2 separate regions of the Homo sapiens genome follow, and region 1 is linked to region 2. Evidence: chromatin loops called from intact Hi-C (ENCODE). Cell type or tissue: ovary. All regions are shown on one strand. Each heading gives the region's core, and the rest is flanking DNA. Links, peaks and the distances in the headings are about the cores only. Region 1 overlaps CTCFL (CCCTC-binding factor like). Region 2 overlaps RAE1 (ribonucleic acid export 1).

Region 1 (8,328 bases), core at 241-8,240, 130 kb before region 2:
CACTTTGGGAGGCAGAGGCAGGTGGATCACAAGGTCAGCAGTTCAAGACCAGCCTGGCCAAAATGATGAAACCCCATCTCTACTACAAATACAAAAATTAGCTGGGCATGGTGGCACATGCCTGTAATCCTAGCTGCTCAGGAGGCTGAGGCAGGAGAATTGCTTGAACCCAGGAGGTGGAGGTTGCAGTGAGCTGAGACTGTGCCACTACAGTCCAGCCTGGGCAACAGAGCGAGACTGTCTCAGGAAAAAAACAAAACAAAACAGTTAAAGTATCTAAATAGACCTTTCTCCAAAGAAGACATACAGGTGGCCAGTAAGCGTAGCGTCATTAATCACCAGGGCAACGCAAATCAGTTTCTGCCACGACTTCTTGAGTCTGCCCTTGTGTCATGGAAGCAGCTGTGGATGCAGTGTGTAAATGAATAGACATGGCTGTGTTCCAGTAAAACTTGCTTTCACAAACAGTTGGCAGCCAGATTTGACCCACTGGTTGTCGTTTGCCAACCCCAGTGTCTAAGCATAAAATGGAAGAAGTTTAAACAACCTGTTCCATCACCCCCATTATGTGTAAATTCTTCCTTCTTCCATCATAAACGCAGACAGTCCTGTTAAGCACAGTGGGAAAGTCAAAATGGGAATCAGGCGGGATGTTTCGCATAATTTGCAAATTTCAACACCTGTTGCCAGTTTTTTTACTTTTGCCTAGGACCTTTTCAAAAAGTGAAAATTTTCTGACTTAAGATTATCCTGAGTGTTTGTTAGATGAGACTATGTCACGAGTAGGCTTGACTAGGGGAAGTCTTTGGCTTTTATTCCTGAATGTTGTATACAGTTTCATAACTGCCACCCATGACCTCTGCTCAGTAGCTTCAAGAGAGTAGCTAACAGAAAAGTAAAATCTTTATGGTATGTAGTTGATGGTTATGAAATTGACTGATGTATTGAATTTTTGGTTCAACATCAGTCTTCACTTTAGAGAGTAGAAACATTCTAGAAAAATAAATTTTAAGGCCGGGCGCGGTGGCTCACGCCTGTAATCCCAGCATTTTGGGAGGCCGAGGCGGGCGGATCACGAGGTCAGGAGATCGAGACCATCCTGGCTAACATGGTGAAACCCCATCTCTACTGAAAAATACAAAAAATTAGCCGGGCGTGGTGGCACATGCCTGTAGTCCCAGCTACTCGGGAGGCTGAGGCAGGAGAATGGCATGAACCCGGGAGGCGGAGCTTGCAGTGAGCAGAGATCGTGCCACTGCACTCCAGCCTAGACGAAAGAGCAAGACTCCGTCTCAAAAAATAAATAAATAAATAAATAAATTTTGTCTTCTCATTGATTTCTATTATTAAAAAAAAATACTTAAAGCAAGCTAGCTTTTGGCTAGAGCTAAGCACAACAGAAAGGGTCACCTTTAAAAAGTCATCATTTTTGCACAAGATTATCAAAGGTGCATGCTACCCACAGTTTTCCCAAAGGCCATCTCTTTAACTGTGCATTTTTCAGTGCCTTTGGGGAAGCCGACTCTTGTTATAGAACCAAACTGGGGTCTGCTTGCCTGGTGCAGTAAGACCAGATATCCACACCACAGTTTGCAGCAGGAGTTTATTTGCAGGGTGCCAAGGAAGCAGAAGCTACAGACAAAATTATAAATCAGCGCATGGAGGATACCTTGCCCTAAAAGGGCAGGATATCTTGCAGCAAGGGCTTACAGGTTGTAGGTAGATTCAGAGACTGGTTTGCAATTGGTTAAGGAAGAGAAGTTTTGTTTAAAATTTTGAGAAAAGAGTATTAGCTCTGGTTCACGAGGCATGACCTCCTCTAGGCCTCTCAGGAGGAAATTAAGAACAAAATTAGAACAAATTTAGCAGTGGTCAGATTTCAGCCCCCAGGTCCTCCTTATCTTAGGTCTCCCTGCCGGTGGACCTGTTTGGTAAAGAGCCAGGTTTCTAAAAAACAACTCAGGGACGGATGTTAGGATGTTATCTTGGCCAGTGCGGTGGCTCACGCCTGTAATCTCAGCACTTTGGGAGGCCAAGGCAGGTGGATCACTTGAGGTCAGGAGTTTTGAGTCCAGCCTGGCCAGCATGGTGGAACACTGTCTCTACTAAAAATAACAAAAATTAGCTGGGTGTGGTGGCACTCGCCTGTAGTCCCACCTACTTGGGAGGCTAAGGCAGGAGAATCGCTTGAACCTGGGAAGTAGAGGTTGCAGTGAGCTGACACCATGCCACTGCACTCCAGCCTGGGTGACAGAGCGAGACTCCCATCTCAAAAAAAAAAAAGGAGACGGGGGGCGGGTGCAGTGGCTCATGCCTGTAATCCCAGCACTCTGGGAGGCCAAGGTGGGCAGATCACAATATCAGGAGATCGAGACCATCCTGGCTAACACGGTGAAACCCCGTCTCTACTAAAAATATAAAAAATCAGCCGGGCGTGGTGACGGGTGCCTGTAGTCCCAGCTACTTGGGAGGCTGAGGCAGGAGAATGACGTGAACCCAGGAGGCGGAGCTTGCAGTGAGCCGAGATGGCGCCACTGCACTCCAGCCTGGGCGAGTGCCCCAAACATCCTGAGTGTAGCTTCCTTGGCTATTGTTTTAGGTTTCTATCACCTTTTCTTTTCTTTCTTTTTTTTTTTTTTCTGTCACTCAGGCTGGAGTGCAGTGGTACAGTCAGCTCACTGCAGCCTCGACCTCCGGGGCTAAAGCGATCCTCCCACCTCAGCCTCCCTCCTGGGCCTCCTAAAGTACTGGGATTACATACGTGAGTCACAGTGCCTGGCCTCCTATTACCTTCTTGCTTATCAAGTTGCTTATTTACTTCTTAGGGCTAGCGAGGTGTGTGGAATTGCCCTCGAAAGAACTCAGGATTTTTCTTTCTTTCCATGCGTGGGGTCCCCACAGGCCCCTGAGAGGGGTCCCTGCCCCATCTCACTCGCCTTGTGTGTTCTGTGTCAATTCTCCGACAGATTAACCTGCACAGACATTCGGAGAAGTGTGGATCAGGGGAAGCAAAGTCGGCTGCTTCAGGAAAGGGAAGAAGAACAAGAAAGAGGAAGCAGACCATCCTGAAGGAAGCCACAAAGGGTCAGAAGGAAGCTGCGAAGGGATGGAAGGAAGCCGCGAACGGAGACGGTACTGATTTTACGCAGATTTGTTTTTACCGCCTCAGTGATTTTCTGGTTGTGACTATCCTGGGTGCCGAGTGTTACTGTCCAGGGGATGTGTCCAGAGCCCCTATTTGTCCACCAGTCGGTCCTGCAAGGTGGCTTGTGCCAGATCTCTCAGAATGGCAGTGAGCATAGCGTGAGAAAGTCAGTGTGAGAGCCCCACGCAGGTCCATGTGTGGCCCCCACCCCGAGGAGCCCTCTTCCATCGCATTGGACTGTCGCCTGCAGCTACAGGGACTGTCCTGGGCTGTTGCAATAGATGACCACAAGCTGAGTGGCTTGGGACAACAGAAATTGATTTTCAAATAGCTCTAGAGGCCAGAAATCCTCAATCCAGGTGTGGGCAGGGCCGCCCTCCCTCGGGGGACCTAGGGGAGGGTCCCTCCTAGCCTCTTGCAACTCTGGTGGCTCCACCATTCCTCAGTTTGTGGCCACATCCTCCAGTCTCTGCCTCTGTCTTTTCCTAGCTCTCTCCTCTCTTCTGTGTGTGGGCCTTCTCTTCTGCCTCTTACAAAGACATTTATCATTTAGGATTTAGAACTTCTTTTGAAAAAAGGAGGTCAGCTATGGGGCTTAGGATATGGACATATCCCTTTAGGGGTCACCATTCAGCCCCCACAGCCATCACAGTCTTCGTCCTCTGGCCTCTGGGAGCTGAAGTGAGTTCCCAGGTTGGCTGAAGCTGGGCCCTGTCCTGTGTGTCCTGTGAATGGCTCTGCTGTAAGAGGGGCCAACCTGACACCTGCACAGGTGAACACCTGCACTGTTCACCTTCTCCATTCCTTTCCTCTGAGAACCTTAGAACCGTAGATGACTGGAAACTGTCCAGACTTTTACGGCACAAGCAAATACCCCACGTTCTCATTCCAGACTCAGTCCCTGCATTGCGAATGTTCCCACAGATGACGGTCGCCCTCCACCTGCCTTTCCTCAAGAGTTACCAGATCAGATAGAGGATGCCCAGCTCAATCTGAATTTCAGATACACAGTGAATCATTGTTTAAATGTGTCCCATGCACTATTTGGGATATACTTATACTAAAAAAAATGTTCATCATGTATCTGAAACTCGGGTAGAAGCGGGCATCCTGCAGTCCTTCCCACTCCCTCTGTGTGGAGTCGGTTCTGGGTCCCTGGTTCCAGTCGCTCTGTCCACAGGCAGCACTCCCCCACTCTTTCTCTGCGTCTCACCATCTGGCAAAGCCCTAAGCCTGGGTGTGCCCCCGGCCTGCCTTTCCCATGCCTGCGTCACACAGCCAGGCCCTGCCTGGCAGGGAACTGGTGAGACTGAGGGGTCCCAGGCAGTGCCCCATCACTCAGCTCAGTTGGAACTCTCCAGAATTGTGCACACTGCCCATGCGCGGAGCACCCTCCTTTCTCCTCCAGGCATCGGCAATTACCACTGAGCTCATGCAAGTCCCTTCTTATCATGACCACAGGCCTCTGCAGGGGGCACTGTCATCCATCTGACAGGGAGAGAGCTCCATCACAGGGTGGGGACGAGCCTGCCCAGGTGCCCAGAGCCCTCATTCTGAACCTCAGCACCAATAACTTTTCCACTGATTTCCAGTGAGCACCTTCATCCCAAACTCCCAGCCCCTGCCTCCCTCCCTCTGGGTGGAGGCCTCACTGACTCTGCACCAGCAGATGGGCTCTGCTGCCCGCTGCCCCGGCATTCCTGTGTCATCCCACTCCCAGCTGGAGTTCCCGCCATCCTCCGCCAGCTCCTGGGGCTTCTCCATCCGGCCCCGCAGGGCACAGGGCTGTCCACAGTGCTCATAGGGGCAGATCAGAAGAAAAACCAGTGTCTCACTGATGGGTATCAAGCAATGAATGCAGCCTGCATTCCATTTGGATTCCTTTATACCAATGATGTTGTAAAATATCATTTTTCACATTTTTTAATGGAGGAAGGGGCTGGAGGAGCCACCCCTCCCATCTAAGGCCCCTTCTGACTCTGAGTCTGGAACCCACCCCCCAGATGAGCAGCTTTATGTCCCCCACCCACCCTCCTCAGCCAACTCACCCCTGCAGGCCTGCTCTTTCCTATCAGCCTTAAACATGCTCCGTATCTTCAGAAAAATAAAAGCACTTCGCGCGACCACCCACCTGGTCCTGCGCTGCCCCTCCTGCACACTTCACGCTTATTTGGTTCTTTAATAAGTGCCGGATTCCCACATGCAGGGCACCGCAGGCTCCTCCAAGGCGGGCCTGGCCCATCGGGTCCGTCCCCAGCTCCTGGCACTAGGCCTGGCCTCAGCATTGCTCGTTAAGTCACCACTTGTTGAATAAACGAGTGAATAGTAAGCACAGTCCTTTACTGGAGAAGACAGACCGGTGAAATTTGACCCACAGTTCATCAGCGCACATTGTAGAAACCCAAGGCCGGGCTACTGGCCACCTCGGCTCTGAGTTTAAGTCAGATCCTAAAGGGTCCCTGGAGAAACGTGACTTCCCCGCTGATTCCGCACCTAAAGGACACTTGTGCAGTTCTCCACACCTTGACACCTAAATGTAGTGGTTTTGTTTTGTTTTTGTTTGGTTTTGGTTTGGTTTTTGGTTTTTTGTTGTTGTTAATTATCTCTTAAACCTCCAGAAGACCAAATGATTTGGGGTGAATTTTGAACATGTCACCCTCAGTCGGTGACATTTTTGCTATGGAGAAGAGTTGAGAAGGTTCTTATAGGCTTAAAAACTGATGATAGGAATTGTACATATACAAACTTTTTTCATATTTTTGATGGTCAGCGGTCATATCCAAAGCAAGTGTGAATTAAGGCAAATAACCTGGCAAAAAATATGACTTAATCTGCATTTCAGGATCTTTGTAGCCTGTGTTATCCAGACAATTGTCTCACTTCTGTGTCTGCTCTGCCGGTACACCAGCACACAGCACCTCCAGTTCATTGACAGATCTCGATGGGTGACTATCTGATAGCACCAGTTTTTGTTTTTGTTTTTTTAAGACAGAGTTTCACTTTATACTCCAGGTGTGATCTCAGCTCACCGCAACCTCTGCCTCCTGGGTTCAAGTGATTCTCATGCCTCAGTCTCCGGAGCTGGGATTACAGATGCCCGCCACCACGCCTGGCTAATTGTTCTATTATTTTTAGTAGAGATGGGGTTTTACCATGTCTCTCACTCCTGACCTCAAGTGATCTGCCCGCCTCGGCCTCCCAAAGTGGTGGGATTACAGGCATGAGCCCCTGTGCCTGGCCTGATGGCACCAGTTTTGTGGATCTCAGTGTTTCTTTTCATATCCAAGAACTGGGTCTTCTTGTCTCCCTCCATCCACCAAAAAAAAAAAAAAAAAAATACTTCAAGGAAGCATGGACAAAAATATCCTCAGACAAGTTAGAACATGAGACAGTCACGTTCTTCAGTGTGGCGCTCTGTGGATGTTTGGGAAAGTAATTTGGAAAATGAGTAGAGCAGGGCTCCCCAACCCCCCAGCCGTGGACCTGTGGGCTGTTAGGAACTGGGCCTCCCAGCAGGAGGTGAGCAGTGGGTGAGGGAGTGAAGCTTTGTATTGACAGCCGCTCCCCATCGGGCGCATCACCGCCTGAGCTCCGCCTCCTGTCAGATCAGCGGCAGCGTTAGATTCTCATGAGTGTGAACCCTGTTGTGAACTCTGCACGTGCAAGGGATCTAGGCTGCACACTCCTTACGAGAATCTAATGCCCGACGATCTGTCACTGTCTCCCATCACCCCCAGATGGGACTGTCTAGATGCAGGAAAACAAGCCCAGGGCTCCCACTGATTCTACATTATGGTGAGCTGTATAATTATTTCATTATATATCACAATGTAATAATAAAAATAAAGTACATAAGAAATGTAATGTGCTTGAACCATCCCACAACCAACCCCCGCACCCCAACCAGTCCATGGAAAAATTGTCTTCCACAAGAGTGTTCCCTGGTACTGAAAAGGTTGGGGACAGTAGAGGGTTGAATATGGGTCGGCTCACAGTGGTCTGTTTTAAACCCACTAAGTTGTGCAGACTGGCTCCTGAGCTGCTGGAGGGGGAGCAGGTTATGGATACACGCCTGGCGCTGGCCCCAGCATCCCTAGCAGAACGCGCAACCCACAGAATCAGTACTCAGTATATGTCGATTGGCCAAAGGGACAAATGTCCTGCAGGCAACTGGCTTTCTTCATGTAGGCAGCATCATTACATGGGTACTGGGACAAGACTTAGGTGAGCAGCTCAGCCACAATATAAATCTCTGAGATCCGCCTCGATATAAATCTGTAAGATCCACATTCACCTATAGCAGCTGATGCCAGCTGGGAATGACTGTGTCCCCCCCCCACCCCCCCCCCGTCACCTTCAGGGGACACTGGCAATGTCTGGAGACATTTTTATGGTTTTTGCAGCTGGAGAGGAGGGTGCTACTGGCATCTAGTGGTAGAGGCCAGGGTCGCTGCTAACATCCTACAGTGCCCAGAACAGCGCCCTGCCCCCAGCAGACAGCTCTCTGGCCCCAAACGTCTGTAGCGCTGAGGCTAAGAAGCCCTGACTGAAGGCAGTAGTTGAGATCAGAATAGTACCATCTTATCAATTAGATTGTTTTCTAACATGCTTGCTGCCGTGTTCAAATTTAAGTGATGGTTTCCAAAATATATTTGCACAGTTTATAAATTCCAATTCCTTAGCTTTCTGATAAATTTGCTCATCCTGGACTTTTTCTCAAGAAGCTGCTGCTGAGGAGGCTTCCACCACGAAGGGAGAACAGTTCCCAGGAGAGATGTTTCCTGTCGCCTGCAGAGAAACCACAGCCAGAGTCAAAGAGGAAGTGGATGAAGGCGTGACCTGTGAAATGCTCCTCAACACGATGGATAAGTGAGAGGGATTCGGGTTGCGTGTTCACTGCCCCCAATTCCTAAAGCAAGTTAGAAGTTTTTAGCATTTAAGGTGTGAAATGCTCCTCAACACGATGGATAAGTGAGAGAGAGTCAGGTTGCATGTTCACTGCCCCTAATTCCTAAAGCAAGTTAGAAATTTTTAGCATTTTCTTTGAAACAATTAAGTTCATGACAATGGATGACACAAGTTTGAGGTAGTGTCTAGAATTGTTCTCCTGTTTGTAGCTGGATATTTCAAAGAAACATTGCAGGTATTTTATAAAAGTTTTAAACCTTGAATGAGAGGGTAAC
Region 2 (8,274 bases), core at 275-8,274:
CTCAGCCCAGCTGAATTTCATTTTGAATACTTACCAACCAGGAATTTTAAATTACACAAAATACAAAAGAACAGCCAAACAACCACTACTGAGGGTTCAGGGCAATTCCCATGCAGGGGACCGGGGTGGGTAAGAGTTCAGGGCAATTCCCATGCAGGGGGCTTGGGTTCTAACTTGAAAGTCACGCAAGTGTCACCCACTTGGGCCTTAGGAGGTTACCCACAAATGGCCTGTCACCCAGCACAAGTAACAGTCCCCATTTGAGTCACTCGGAAATCTGAGCAGCAAGGCCAGAAAGCACTGGGGATTTTGAAGATGGGAATGAGGGAAGCAAGGAAAAACACATTCAAACTCTGCCCACCAGGGCTCACAGAGGCTGCCGTTCCGCGCAGCAGAAGTGAGCGCAGCTGGGGACTCCCTTTCCCCTAAGGTTGCCGCATTTCCCAGAGGGTGTCTGAAATCTCAACTCAAAACCCCACGCTGATGCTGGGCAGGACGCATGTTCCTGAGGTTACGGGGTGGGCAAGGGGAGAAAAGGACAAAGGAAGCTCGGGAAGCAATCTGCAAAAGACTTTATTACAAAATACAGCACGGGGCTCACAGACGCTTTTCCAATATTCTCTAACACGTACACTGAAGCGCTGCAAAATCCCTGGCGGTGCCCGCAATCTAACGTCTACAATAACCTCAACCCCCTTAGTTACAGAAAAACTCTGCAACAGGCAGTGGAATGGAGAGACGGCAAGTCGCCGCGGACGCCTGGGCTCTCAGCTGCTGAACAATGACATCGTTTTCTCCAGGGGTTGAAATCCATGTCCATGGCTGACAACCCAACAAGGCTGGGACCCAAATTCGTACAGAGATGAGGCAGAGTGGAGAGAAACAACTCTGGCTGAGCCAGAGTCTCCAGCCACTACTTCTTATTCCTGGGCTTTAGCTCTTCGGCTGCATTACGCAGGAAAATGTAATTTTTTTTCTGGGGATTATAAAATTCATGTCCCTAAAGAGAGCAAAAAACACCAATGATCTTATTATTCAAAAGAAAGTTAGCATTTGTAGGTGCTTTTTCTAGGTGAAGTCCTGTGCTACAATACTGGAAACATATAATCTCTCAGAGAAATAAAACAACAAAGATAAAGTCAAATGCGAAGCAGAACTTCAGTCCTCAGAGAAAGGCCTAAGGATGTGGTTGGTACCAGTGTGTCATCAATGTCCTACTGAGAGAGTCTGTGAGTAGGAACCTGTGAGTTCCTTTTCAACACTGAGCCCCCTTTTAACACCCCAGGACTTTAACGCCAGGATAACTGCCTTGGGTCCCTTGGTCAGAATTAGTTCTGACCTGAGAATGCTTCACAGAAAGGAGGACATCTGACCTGCGGGGTATCATGGGGATGAAGGAGGACACCCCGCCCCACATGGAAGGAGCAACAGACACGGAGCACAGCAGAGGCATGAACGGTGGTGAGTGAGCCAGAGGCGTGTGCGGAGGTGTGCACGTCTGCCCGGGCCCACACCGGAGGGGATGCAGGGCTATACAGCATCGAAAGACCCCCGAAATCAGGATGAGGCCAGACTACAGGGCTGTGAATGGCAGAGGGAGGCCTTTGAACGTTATTCCCCAGGGAAAAGGAGGCTGTAGGCAGGTCAGTGATGTGATCACATTTAAGTTTTAAGAAGAGAGGTGAGTGGGGTGGGCCAGGCAGATGATCCGGAAGAAAGACAGCAGGCAGGAGCCGCAGGTGGGCCAAAGGACTGGAAGAGGGAGGTGGGGCATGGCGCTGGGTGCACTCTGTCACCTGTACTCTGATGACACATTTTTATTCTCTTCCCAACAGGCATGCCAAGAAAGCTCTAGAAGTTTTGCTCAACAGTGACCACTAATTCTCATAATATACAAAGTGTAGTTTTTCTGAACAGTAACTCAAGCAGCAAGCTAATAACATCAATCATATGTGATCATGACTTTGCACTGGAGATAACTGTCCTTGAACTAAGAACAATGAAAAACCCCTGAAGCAAATTTCTCTTTTAAACTAAAAAGATGCTAATTTATGTAACCCCCACAATAAGCTGACATTAACTGCTTAAATGAATGAGATTTTACTTCAATTTTTAAACAGCACTCAAAGCAATTACCTTTCTCACTGCTTTCAATTTACTACATTTTTTAACGCGTATAACGTATAGAGTCCCGCGTCATTTAAGTTAAAATGCAGAATTTTGATGCAGCTGCTGGGATGAGTATGCAAAGAGGAGATTCAATGAAGAGCCCGATGTGGGAGCTGAGGCCTCGGGCTCCACGCACGCCACAGCCTGTCCACCCCCAGCCAGGCAGAACCAAAAAAGTACACTCTTGTCACAAAACTGAGTGCATGGCTTACACAGGTGAATGGATAAACAAATGGCACACCCCACCCGGGAATACTACCCAGCACTGAAAAGTAACGGACAAGTGATTCACTCAACAGCATGGGTGAATTTCAAAATCCTTATGCTGAGGGAAAGAAGCTGGGGCGAGGGGAAAATGTAGCGTAGGGCTCCACTTATATAAAATTCTAGAAAATTCAGACTAGTCCATAATGCCAGAAAACAGATCCATGGTTTTGTGTGTGCGTAAGGGAAGATTACAGTAATATACACAAAAACCTTTCGGGGAGATGACTATGGTGATAGTTTCATGGGTATTTACAGATGTTGAAACTGATCAAATTGTACACTTTAAACAATGACTGTATTTCAATTGTACCTCAATAAAGTTGCTTTAAAAAAAGAACACAGCTTCATGGCTCACACAGCAAACCCTCAAACAGGGAAACACAGAAGCAGCAGCAGGCCTGGAGGGGTCAGAGGGATGGAAGGCAATCAGCTGGACTTCTGTGTCTAAGTTCGGGGCCTCAGGGAGACTCAGGTGCAGCCACGCTCCTGAGACTGGGAAATACTAAAGGTGGAGCGGGCAGGGCCCGAACCAAGGGACGTCTCCAGTCACTGGCTTGTGTGGCAGCAGGTGTCTTGGGAATGCAAAGCGCTGTTTAGAGCCCTGTGGTGGCCCCCCAGGCTGAGATAGCGGGGGGCCAGCAAGGCAAGAGGGGCAGGAGACAGGAGCTGGCAGGAGGACAGGAACCACAGCCCAAAGCAGAATAAACCAGGACATGGCCAAGAAGCAGGGAGGAGAGCTGTATGGAACAGGAAGGGACGGGTGAGTGACCGGCACAGACAGAAAGGAAGCTTCTGGACTGGATGAGGAGGACGTGGCCACAGGGACTCTGAGTACAGCTGCAAGAGGCCAGAAAGTACCTGGCAGTGGACTGAGGAGGGGCCAGAGCACAGGGAACCAAGAGGGTAGGTGCTGACACCACTCTCTCGATAGCCTTAATATACATGGAAATGGTTCCTCGAGCCTTCCATGCTTAGACAGAGGGGAGGAGCTGGTGGACGGGGACAGAAGACAGTGGGAGAAGGCCCAGAAAAGAGCCATGAGGGTGGAAGGAGACGGGGTCAGCGCAGGCAGACATGAGGTGAGCGGGAAAGACACTGCAGGCCACTGGAAGCCCCTCCTATGTGAAGCAGGTGACCTCCCCATCGGAAGCCAGGGCAGGGTAGGGAAAAGTCTAGAAGGCTGTTGTGGGCAAAGGGCAGAGTGGGGTGGGAGGAGAATGATGAAAACCACAAATACAATGATGACAACCTCTCCAGAAGAGCTGAGCAGTGGAGAAACACGCAGGCTGGTTGAAAGCCAACACACTTCCCATGGGGTTGGGCAGAGTACCCGAGTCTACACATTTCACCATCATGCCCAAAGGCCTCAAAAATGCAGCCCCACTCCTGCCAGCTCCTAACTCCCCCTGCCCAAACCACCAGCCAACCAAGCAACCAACAGCACCCAGGCGAAAGCTCCATGACCCGCCCTGCCACCCCCTTCATAAAGTGCAGCCCCCGGCTTGCCTGTGCTTCTGTGCCCAGGAACAGAGCAGCCCGTAATGGCTCACACTGGCCGAGCACTTCCTGTGTGCTGGGTTCTGGCCAAAGGCTGTACTGAATCCCCACAACCATTTGAGGAAGTCCTGCAATTTCCCCTTACAGGGAGGGGACGGTGACCTGCCCAAGGACACACGTGAGTCCTGAGAAGAGTCACAACTCAGGCCTAGGCCTTCTGAACCCAGAGCCTGGCTCTGCTGCCTTGGAGCACCCAGAGCAGGCCCGGGAGTTCTCACCTTTGACCAGTCGTAGCTGGAAGCGTATGCAAATATGTTTCCATTGTGATTGAAACAGCAAGCTGAGATGGGCTGATCTAACTGTTCCGAAGTTTTTAGTTTTGTTCTGGCATCTTTGTCCCAGAAGCTGAATCTACCATCAGATCCCACAGTTGCAAGGGTGCCATGAACAGGATGGAACGCGATTCCATTTACCTGCAAGGATTGACATGCACAATGAGAAGCCAGGCAGAGGGGCGCAGAGAAGGTTCCACCCACGCACACTTCCTGCTTGAGTTAGGAAACAAAGCGCACAGGTACATTTCCTTCCAGCTGCTGCCCGCTGATAGCAAGAGAAACTATCCAGGCTTCCTCCATCAAATGCCAGCCCAGAACCCAATCTTGCCTCCTGTGAGGGCTGCACACCAGAGAAAGTGAGCATGTGGACAGCAAGAAACAAGGAGCAGACCTCAGGAAAATGTTTCTTTTGAGCAAACAGATTTCTCAGTCTGAGCTGTGGGTGTGAACTGTCTACCAGCGCTCCTGAGGGAGGGAGAAGACTCTCGGCAAAACATCCTAAGCTTATGTTCAGAAACAAATACACAACACTGCTAGTTAGGCGGCACGTTAACACAGAAAACAAGGCCAAGTGCGGTGGCTCACGCCTGTAATCCCAGCACTTTGGGAGGCCGAGGCGGGCAAATCACAAGGTCAGGAGTTCGAGACCAGCCTGGCCAATATGGTGAAACGCCGTCTCTACTAAAAATACAAAAATTAGCTGGGCGCCTGTAGTCCCAACTACTTGGGAGGCTGAGGCAGGAGAATCGCTTGAACCCAGGAGGCGGAGGTTGCAGTGAGGTGATATCACGCCACTGCACTCCAGCCTGGGCGACAGAGCGACTCCGTCTCAAAAACAACAACAAAAATCCACAGAAACCTGAAGCCTACAGCATAAGCCACTTATCTCCGGACATGAACACACAAGCTCTTCAGTGATGAGTCTTTTCTGATCCCACAATTCCTCAGCCACCTCCAAGTCTGGTTTCCAGATGTATTACCACGGTTAAAGTGTCTAAAAACGTACCGCATAAATGTCCTGAGGAGCTGAAGTGTTGGTTCCATTAGATCGATGACATTTAAAGGTGAAGTTATCTTTGGCGCTGAAAGACAAAGGTTCATGTAAGTCTTCCTTTGTTAAAAAAAGTCCAGTGAAATCTGCAAGCTGACAGAGTCACACTTACGGGTTCGGGGGGTTGATATAGTGAATAGCAACTCTCCCCTCGATACTTCCCAGGGCAAAACCAGTAGGCTTGTTCTGTTTGTCTTTAAAAATAGCCACACACCGATGCTACAGTTAAAATAAAAAAGAGACATAATCACAGCATAATATAAGATTTCATGACTAACGTGAAGGTAAGTCATTTTTACCCCATGTTTAGGTTTTAGAAGAACCAGAAAAAATCACTCAAATATGATACAGCAGTAAGCATTGCTTTCTAACTCCTTAGTAACTCCATCTAAGCAGTGAGTTTATGACCCAACTGCACACCCTGTGCTCCTCCCCCGCCCCCGCTGCTCGCTCTCCCTCTGCCACCCTGCAAGGCCGCGTTCACGCCAGCAGAGCCCCATGGGCTGCGAGGCAGACAGCGGCCCTGCCTGTGGGGAATGGAGACGTCCCTGGCTAGGCAGACACCCCTCAGGAGGTCACCCGAAGCTTCTGCGCTTCTGCCTCCCCAGCTGGAGGAGGGATGCAGGCTCTGCCGCACCCGTCTCACAGGGTAACAGGGTGAAGGGGACGGTGGGTGCAGTGGCCATGCTACAGACAAGCAACACGCTGCACTTCGCCCAGTGTTGAGTGTGAGGGCCCAAGGGCAGGTCTCTATTCTACAGAAGAACCCAGAAATTCCACTACCCAGCCTCCTGGGCAGAAAAGCCGACCACCCCGAGGAGAAGCCAACTTTGGAGTTACCACTTCCTCCTTCCAGTCGTGGCAACCTGGCCAAAGCTTGGAGGGCCATCCACCCTGCCTAAGCTGGTCATCTGAGCTTCCGTGTGAGTTCAGGGGAAGCCTGGCAGGACCCAGGCAGGGGCCAGGCAAGACGAAGGGAGAAGCAGCCTCTGGCATCGTGACAGCTGCTGGTGATGCACGTTTCCTAAGTACGAAGGAAAACGGCCTCCTCTTTCATTCCTGTACTGTTTGCTCCCCTGCCTTTTTAAAAACTGCCAGACCATTACTTTTGTGAGTACGAAGAAAAAAAGTAAAGCAAACTGACAAACATCTGTAAGTTCTTAGATGACAGAAAAGGCCATGGCTGGTCATCAGCACAGGGTCTACTGTGCGGCACACCAGGAACTGCACAATGCCAGGGGTGTCACTTGCACCAAGAGCCACATGCACTGGCCCTGTGCAAAGGCCGATGGCAATCAGTTCTCAACAACGGAGAGGCCAGGGCGCTAGCACCGGGTGGCAGGAAGTGAAGCCAGATGGGACCAGGTTTTTTTTGGATTCAACCAAAAGGAAATGGGGAGGCAGGGAAGGGCTTAGGCTGGGGTCCGGCAAGGCCAGTGGTGCCGCTTACAAGAGCCCCTGCCTCAGCTCCGGAGGACGCCTTGAACCAGGGCCAAGGTCTAAGTGCTGATTTTACTGTGGTAAGAAGAGTGAACATGAGAGCCACCGCTTAACACATTTCTAAGTCTACATTATTGTTGACTACAGGTACCATGTAGTACGGCATATCTCTAGAACATTCTCATCTTGTTTAATGAAATTTCATCCCATTGATTAAGTAGCTCCCCATTTCCCTCTCCCCCAATCCCCTGATGACCGCCATTCCACCCTTTACTTCTGTGAGTCTATGCTGGATATCACATTTAAGTGGAACCATGCAGTTTCTTTCTGTGTCTGGCTTATTTCATTTTGCATAATCTCCTTCATGGTCACCCACGTTGTCACGAATGGCAGGATTTCCTTCTTTCAGGCTGCACGCACAGCATCCTACTGCAGGTATACACTTCATTTTCTTTATCTGTTCACTTGGCTATTGTGAACAGTGCTGCAAGGAACACTAGCAGTACAGGTCTCTCTTCAAAATACCCATTTTGATTCTTTTGAATCAAGACCTGTAAGTGGAACTGCTAGATCGTATGGTGATTCTGTTTTTCATGTTTTGAGGCCTCCAGTTTTCTGTAACGGTTGTGGCATTTTGCATCCCCCCAACAGTGCACAAGGGTTCCATGTTCCCCACACCCTCCCCAGCGCTTGTTATCTTTGGGCTTTCTGGTAACAGTGGTCCCATCAGCTAGGAGATGGTATCTCACTGTGGTTTTTGTTTGCCTTTCCTTGATAGTTAGGATGTTAAGCACATTTCCATACACCTGCTGGGTATTTGTATGTCTTCTTTGGAGACATGTCTATTCAAGTCTTTGGTCCATTTTTCACGTCACCAGTTTTCTCACTATTGAGTTGCAGGGGTTCCTTACGTATTTTGGAAATCAATCCCTTGTCAGAAATAGCCTCCAGATGTTTTCTCCCATTCCACAGGCTGCCTTTTCACTCTTTTCCATGGTTCCCTCTGCTGTGCAAGAGCTGTTAGTTTAACACAGTTCCACTTGGCCATTTTTGCTTTTGTTGCCTGTGCTTTTTGGTGTCATATCCAAGAAATTACTGCCAAGACCAATGTCATAGAGTTCTGATCTAAGTGCTTTCCAAGATTTGAATTAGATGTGGTGGCAGGAGGGAGGGAGAAAAATGAACAGATTCCCAAATAATTTCAGGGTAGAGGGGAGGAGACTGAGGATTAGTGAGACAGGAGAGGGAAAGTTCCAATCAGGGGTGACCTCAAGATTTCTGGCTATAACAAAGGAGATGGAGGTCCCATTGAATGGGCTGTGAAGCACATCAGGAGCAACAGGCTGGTGGTGGCCGAGAGGGGCAGGTTCAGATCAAATGTTCACTCTGCAAATATTCACAGAGCACCTTTTACACTTAAGGCCCTCCTCCAAGTGCTGGGAGGCAGCAACAAATACAAACAAAAATCTCTGCTCTCATGGAGTTTACATTCTAGTAGGCAAAAGAAGGGAAATA

Evidence for each region. Peaks named below come from ENCODE experiments on the same cell type or tissue, not always from the same donor. Only the 100,000 strongest peaks of a DNase experiment are listed, where the experiment ranks them.
Region 1: it touches region 2 in a loop (4-fold over the local background); 107 of 110 quality-filtered maps call a loop at or near these places.

The regions. Positions count from the first base shown.
Region 1 is chr20:57,498,240-57,506,567 of GRCh38, reverse strand. It overlaps CTCFL (CCCTC-binding factor like), which reads left to right. Exons shown (of 11, transcript NM_001386993.1): 10 at 2,967-3,132; 11 at 7,867-8,328. The coding sequence ends at 8,018. Among named protein-coding and RNA genes, the nearest start is that of CTCFL, 23 kb to the left of the region's middle. RefSeq lists enhancers at 3,262-3,351, 6,650-7,209, 7,658-7,707 and a silencer at 6,468-6,668. In ovary, for the core only: no CTCF peak of the experiment used is centred there; no DNase peak of the experiment used is centred there.
Region 2 is chr20:57,370,739-57,379,012 of GRCh38, reverse strand. RAE1 (ribonucleic acid export 1) reads right to left here. Exons shown (of 12, transcript NM_003610.4): 9 at 5,432-5,538; 10 at 5,275-5,350; 11 at 4,212-4,406; 12 at 1-1,000. The coding sequence ends at 914. LOC124904938 (a long non-coding RNA gene) reads left to right here. Exons shown (of 2, transcript XR_007067671.1): 1 at 1-1,461; 2 at 1,836-2,773. Among named protein-coding and RNA genes, the nearest start is that of RBM38, 17 kb to the left of the region's middle. RefSeq lists an enhancer at 3,536-4,533. In ovary, for the core only: no CTCF peak of the experiment used is centred there; a DNase peak (open chromatin) is centred at 4,044.